Linked DNA regions of Homo sapiens: region 2 is linked to region 1. A link is a contact called in ENCODE Hi-C data. All regions are on one chromosome and are shown on one strand. The core of a region is the stretch at or near the end of the contact, and the rest is flanking DNA. Distances in the headings are between cores, read along the strand shown. Region 1 overlaps LOC105379013 (a long non-coding RNA gene). Region 2 overlaps LOC105379013 (a long non-coding RNA gene).

What was found. Hi-C counts contacts between places; a loop is a spot of excess contacts on that map. Pooled maps may share reads with other maps.
Region 2: a loop to region 1 is called in a pooled map, with 7 times the contacts of the local background. The contact joins two enhancer-like sites. A Hi-C loop is called at or near these places in 1 of 168 maps with a recorded cell type or tissue (gastrocnemius medialis), 1 of 37 single-sample maps with no recorded cell type and 10 of 50 pooled maps.

What each region holds. Positions count from the first base shown.
Region 1 is chr5:68,710,028-68,713,553 of GRCh38, forward strand. The region is part of intron 2 of LOC105379013 (a long non-coding RNA gene); the gene reads right to left. Among named protein-coding and RNA genes, the nearest start is that of LINC02198, 320 kb to the right of the region's middle. RefSeq lists an enhancer at 1,777-1,826. Within about 2 kb of position 1,569, at least 8 of the 41 ENCODE cell types and tissues checked have a DNase peak (open chromatin) inside an H3K27ac peak, as active enhancers do.
Region 2 is chr5:68,465,631-68,469,156 of GRCh38, forward strand. All of the region lies in intron 3 of LOC105379013 (a long non-coding RNA gene), which reads right to left. Among named protein-coding and RNA genes, the nearest start is that of PIK3R1, 250 kb to the left of the region's middle. RefSeq lists a silencer at 452-746. Within about 2 kb of position 1,706, at least 2 of the 41 ENCODE cell types and tissues checked have a DNase peak (open chromatin) inside an H3K27ac peak, as active enhancers do.

The sequences.
Region 1 (3,526 bases), core at 319-2,818:
TTAGAGGAGTATTTGAGGTTAATTTACTAAGTCTCTGTTTTTTATAAACCAAAATTCGGGCTGCATGCAGACACTTGCTGCCAAGTTTAGAGGTTAGGTGACCACATATAATTTATTTTGATCAAGTAATGAATTTATAAAATGAAATTATAAAATATTCACATAGGCCCTATTCTTAGGGCCCTATAGATTAGGTCACTTTGTGCTATGACAGTCTCTGTCCCAGAGAAATTTACAGTGCCATTTTACTGAAAATCTTTTTTCAAATATCTCAAGTAATTGGGTACACACACACACACACACACACACACCAGATACCCCTGAGAAGTGGCAGTCCTGTTGTGTAAGCTAACACAATTGGCCAGAGCATTTTCTTATGCTATCCAGTCTTTCAGTTCCCATCTCTTACCTTCTAATTATACTACCTCCTATTATAAATAAGTCTTTTTTTGTAGGGTGTCAGGAACTAGTAGACTCTTGCCAGCCCCATTAGCCATCCATATTTAGATCCTTTAATCTTTCCTCTAATCTGACTCCCTGAGTCCCCCTCCCCTTCGACTACCCCCTCTCCTTGTCCTTCTCCAAATTCCTTAAGATTCTATGCCCCTAACTCAAGCTTTACAAAATCAGAGTGATATTCCAGATGCTTGCTCACTGAGAAACTGAGAGACCAGCTGTCACCTCTGCTTTCTGTTACTCTGTGACTCAGGGTATGGTCCCAAAATAGGTCTGGCCTTTCATGCTGCCTTCTCTCATTGCAGTCTGGCTTCACCTTACCTGTCCACCATCACCCCAGTTCCCCTTTAGCATTCCTGCTTTCCAGGTTTCTCTTCCCCATGAAGTGAACATGTTTCAGTTTATTTCCATTCAAACATGAATATGCCACTGGTCAGCACTCTCAGAAAGAATGTGTCTTACTTTCACCCTGGTTTGGAATTAGCCCAAAAGTCTCCATGAACATTTCTACCAAAGGAGCTCTTATTTATAAGGCCTTCCAATCTGGAAAGAGAAAGCAAGAAAAAAAAATTATGATTTTAGACTCCATTAGTACTTCTAACAATTTTCTGGAGAAAGTAAAATAGCATTCCAGGAGGATCTGCCTCAGAAAAAAATTTGATGGGCTTATGAAGAGTGACTGTGTACCACCCTGGAGCTAAGGAGAGGAAGCTTTTCCCTACTAAAGTAAATTTCCCTGGGCTTACATGGAACGGCACAGTCATGGGCTTCATGGTGCTTTGTTGCTTGGGAACCCTGCTTTCTTCCCTCCTCCTCCCCCAGAATCTGTCCTACTCTCCCTTCTGGGAGCTCAGCTACGGCAGGTGGCAGGAAGGGTGTCCATGGGGACTGAGGAGCCCCACCCTCCTCCAGGAAAGTGCAGGGGCCCACGCTGTGCCCTGGGGAAGTCCAAGAGGCCCTCATCTCAGGAACTCCCAAGCCCACAGCACTAATCCCCACAGCTTCAAGAGGAGAGAACATTCCTATTTTAAGAGCTCCTGGGTAACGTTGTGCTCACTGAGGTCTGAGTCACTGCTCTTCTTTAAAGTTTTTGAAAGAAATCTATTTCTCAGCCATTAGCTTTGCATGTTTTTTTTTTCTGCCTCAAAGATCAATTGGTTTACCACAAAATGTAAAGAGAGTTAGTGAAGCAATGGTAACCAAGGAAGCTATGGTGTCTAGAAGTGCAATAACAGACAAGGGCAGAGCTAAGAGTTAAATAAGATCTAAAAATAAGTCACTAACTATACCCCACTTCCTGTAACATACAATACACAGGTACCTAGGAGAGAAAACCACTCACAGTTCAAAAGAACACATAAAGAACACTGCAATTAAACACAGCCCACCCTGACCCAAGTATCACCATCTCCTTAATTAACAATCTTGTAAGCAATGAGGATATTTCATTGTAAGCTTATTTGTCGTTATGATGCTTGAGAATATAGAACCACCATATCAGCCATTACAGTAATTACAAAAGAAGGTCACATCACAACCACGGCATTTGTTACCCGTTGTATAAACCACTGCAAGGTGAATGTGAGTTTTTCCACAGAGTTTGCCTGCAAGAAAAACCATGTATTTCTTCCTTATCAGCAAGCTACTGTCTAAACAATTTAATGTTTTCACATTACCATCAATAATAAAACAGCTAATGTTTATTGTACCTTTATACAATAATCCATTATTACCTCATTTAATCATTACAACAACCACATGAAGCATCCCCTTTTTACAAACAGGAAAACAGAGGTAAAAAGAGATAGAGTAACTTGACCAAACCAATCCCCGTTAATAAGTGTTGAAGTTTAATTTCAGATTTTCCTAGCTAGTCACCTCAAGAAATTAATCACATTTGATACGGTTGTTTACAATTCAAAATTTGAATGCCATCAGTTCCAACTTTATTTTAATGGCCAACTTTATCTTTCCCCCAGCTAGTTAAGCTGATTTTTCACATATGTAAATGACTTCTATTAAAATTCAGTTTGTACTCTTTTCTCAGACTTCTATATTTAATATCACATTTTGGGTGTGGCTCAGCAAAAAATGAAAGTAACTGGTTCAGAAAATAAACACCCAGTTTCCTCTTCATTCTTTTTCCTTTGAGAAAAAGAGTAGCCGGATCTAAATAGAATGACCCTGGCCCCAAGTTAGAAGTTTCCAATTCCTTGGGACTCCCTTGGTGTCTGCATTAGTTTGCTAGGACTGCCATTAATAAAGTACCACCTACTTGGCGGCTTAAACAACAAAAATTTACTTTCTCACTTCTGGAGGCTTAGAAGTTCGGCAGTGTAGCTTATTTCTGAGGCCTCCTTCCTTGGCTTGTAGATGGTTTTCTTCTCCCTGTGTCTTCACATGGTCTTCCGTCTATATGTGTCTGTCTTAATTTCCTTTTATTTTGAGGACAACAGTCACATTGAATTAGAGCCCACCCACGTGACCTTATTTAATCTTACTTCCCTCTTTAAAGACCCCATCTCCAAATACAGTCACATTCTGGGATACTGGAGGTTAAAACTTCAGCATATAAATTTGGGGAAGCAACAATTTATCCTATAGCACTATCCTAACAATTTTCTTTTACAAGGTTGTCTATGTAGCACAATATAAATGTCTTTGACCCTGACAACCAGGAGGTTAAATCACTGCTTTTTCTAAATGCTTTTGTATTACCTCCCTGTGATGATACACACAAGTTTTTCTATGATCAAACCAAGTTTTTATTCAAATACTGTTATCAGCAATACCGACCATATTATAGTTTTCACCTTAAAAGATACCGTTAATTTCATTTGTAAAGAAAATGCATTAAAGATGTATTTACCAATTATGAATTACCAATTGCCAATTAATAAAAATAAATTCTAGATTTGAAAAAATTTGAGGTCATTAACATCTTAAATTGCTATTATTATACACATGGCACTTAAAACTGTATCACCTCTCGTCAAGATAGTGCCCAGAATAACTTACCCTGGGCCTCAGCATATGTCTCAATTCCTGGTCATCCCACATGAAGATTCAG
Region 2 (3,526 bases), core at 456-2,955, 240 kb before region 1:
TCCTTTCCTTTTCTCCTTATTCTCCTTTTCCTATTAATCCCCCACTCTGGAAAAAAAAACATCCTTTTCTTTCTGTGGCCATCCATGTTTCAGTAAATGGCACTACTATCTGCCAAGTTGTTCAAGTCAAAACGTGAGAGTCTTTCATAATTCCAATCTTTCCCTCATATCCAATTCATTGTTACATCTGGTTGACAACTTCCAAGAGAAAGTCACTTTTTACCACCTTTATGGCCATCACCACAGTCCAGCAACCAGCATCTCTCTGTTTTTGTTTGCTTGTTTGTTTTTCAGGGACAGGGTCTCTTGCCCAGGCTGGAACACAGTGGAATGATCACAGCTCACTGGATTCTTGAACTCCTGAGCTCAAACAGTCCTCCCACCTCAGTCTCCCAAGTAGCTGGGACTACAAGCACACACCACCACATTTGGTTAATTAAAAAAAATTTTTTTTTTGTAGAGACTGGGTTTTGCTATATTGTTCAGGCTGGTCTCGAACTCCTGGCCTCAAGCAATTGTCCCACCTTGTCCTCTCGAACTGTTGGGATTCCAGGCGTGAGCCACCGCACCCAGCCAGCACCCATTGCATGGACAACTGTGATAACCTCTTATCTGGTCTTCCTATTTTTGTGTTTACCTGCCTACAATCCATTCTCCCCACAATCCGTTCTCTAAAGTCATCTTTTAAAAACACATGTCAGATGCCACTGAAAATGAAATCTGTCCCTCCCCCCGCCAACTACTTCAGTCAAGCCACCTGGGTCCTTTTTTGGGTCCTTGCTCTTGCCAAGCTTGTTTTAGCCTTGGGCCCTTTGCCACAGCTGTCCTCTTGCTTTGGAATGTTGTTCTCCCTGATCCCAGTTCTTTCTTGTTATTCAAATCTTAGATTTAATGCTACCTCCCCAGAGAGAGTCTTTCCCTGGCCACTCAGCCAAAAGTAGGTTGGATTATTTCATCTGTCTCACAGAAACATACACATCTTTTATCCTGTCCTGTCTCGTCTACCTCTTTCCCTGTTTCATTCTTTAAAAGGTTCTCTTTAACCCATTTCTTAAGTTAGCCTGTGATGTATATTAGACATCACTTAGAATCCTCTAAGCACCACCCATGGGGCTAAATTCATGGAGCAACCATATTGGCTTGGGGGTCACACATACTCCTCCCTTCCTACCTCTGTCCCTCTCTTCCTTCCTCTTGCCCTCCTTCTCTCCCCTTTTCCTTCATTCCTTCCCTCCTTTCCTCCCTCTTGTTGACATAATTAATTTGTAGGCTCTAATGAGCTGTTAGACTCGTGTTTTTAAACATCAAGGCAGTTATGGCCTAAGGACGGGAGGACCAAATTTGAAGTCCAAAGACTCAGGAGACTCAAGGGAAATTCTGTTTCCCTCCTATTTGTTTCTGAGCCCCAGTTTTCGTATATTTGAAGTGGTAGTAAAAACTACTATTTTACAGGTTTTTGCTGAGTGAGACAGTAGGTGTATCAGTTATTTACTGCCACAATATGTAATAACCACCCCAAAGCTTAGTGGCTTAAGCCAGCCATTTGGTGTTTCTCACACCTCTGTGGGTCAGCTGGGAAGTTTTGCTGATCTGGACTAGGCTCAGTCATGTATCTGCAATCAGCTGCCCACTCACCTGGGGTCTAGCTGGCTTAAGATGGCCTTCAGCTGACGCCACTCATCTCTGTTCCATATAGTTTCATCTCTCCCAGCAGGCTAGTCTGGGTTTGTGTTTCTGGTGGTGGCAAGGTTCCGAGAGAGCAATCAGACACCTTTAAGCACATTTCAAGTTTCTGCTTGCATCAAGTTTGCTACTATCCCATTGTCTAAACAAGTCTAATGGCTAAGCCCACTGCCAAAGGGCATGAATACAGGGATATGTGCAAAATCCTTGTCCAATAACACAACCCACCAAAATTGAATTGAATAATAGTGATGTGGTGCTTCCTCTCTTCCTTAATCTTCCTCAGCAGCCTTGAGCACTCTTTCTGATACGCTTTCATGATAGAAGTTATTGATAATTCCTAACATTTCCTAGACTCTATGTGCTGGGGCGCTCCAGATACAGCAGTGAATGTACAAAGTCTATTACATTTTAATGGTGGGGAACAGAGAGTGAATAAGTAAAGATTAAAATATACCCAATTCCACATACTGATGTGTGCTCTAAAAATACTCCTTTATATTTCTTTATGAGTGTGTTTTCCACACTATACCAGCATCGATCTCCTTTAGGACAGAGACTAAGTTTTCATCTTTGCACCTCAAGTCTCTAGTATGGTGCCTGGCTCCATAAGTGTTCAGTAAATAATAAACCTGCCAGTGGGCAGGAGAGCTCTGCAGAAGGCTTGGCAGTGAGGGGTGTGGAGCCATGGACTCTGCCCTGGCAGTAGCTATTTGTTTTCAAGAGCTCATTCCTGTCAAGTCTTATGTTTTCCTATGGGAAGGACTTCCCTTTCTCCCTGACGTGCCCTTCTCTCAGTAAGTCTCTATAGGGATGCCCCCTGGCTCCAATGTCTATCACAATGGTGATTCTGACCAATGGCTTGGTCAGCATTTACCCAGAACTGCTTCTCTCCTATAACCCGGGTGCAGTGGCTCACATCTGTAATCCCAGCACTTTGGGAGGCCAAGGCGGGCAGGTCAAGAGGTCAGGAGATCAAGACCATCCAGACCAACATGGTGAAACCCTGTCTCTACAAAAATACAAAAAATTAGCCAGACATGGTGGTGTGCACCTGTAGTCCCAGCTACTCGGGAAGCTGAGGCAGGGGAGTCACTTGAACCTGGGAGGTGGAAATTGCAGTGAGCCAAGATGGCGCCACCAGACTCCAGCCTGGTGACAGAGCTAGACTCTGTCTCAAAAATATAAATAAATAAATAAATAAATAAATAAATAAATAAATAAATAAATAAAAGAAGCTCTTGCGCTCCTCTTCTCGGGCACTTGTATGTCTCATCATAGGTCATTGTAGGAAAGTCAGAGAGGACAAGGGATAGGTAGGCCTAGGTGTTTTCCTCACTTCCATTTGGGATTGTGATGGTGGAAATTAATCATCTTAAGTAGAAAGGCTCCATGGTATCCCACCTCTCTCAATGTGAATGAGAGATAGACTAAAATTTATGAGTTTTGCCATTAAGCATTAGCGTTCCTTCATCACCTGGCTTGATTCTAGACCCTCTATTTACATGTTATTCAAGGCCAGGCATGGTGGCTCATGCCTGTAATCCCAGCATTTTGGGAGGCCAAGGCAGGAGGACTGCTTGAGCCCAGGAGTTTGAGACCAGCCTGGGCAACATGGTGAAACCGTGTGTCTATAAAAAGTACAAAAATTATCTGGGCATGGTGGTGTGCACCTGTAGTCCCAGCTACTTGGGAGGCTGAGGTGGGCATTGCTTGAGCCTGGGAGGTTGAGGCTGCAGTGAGCCAAAATCACGCCACTGTACTCCAGCCTGGGCAATGGGAGTGAGACCATGTCTTAATAATAAATAAATAAATATATTTAAAAATTGTTATTCAAGGCCTC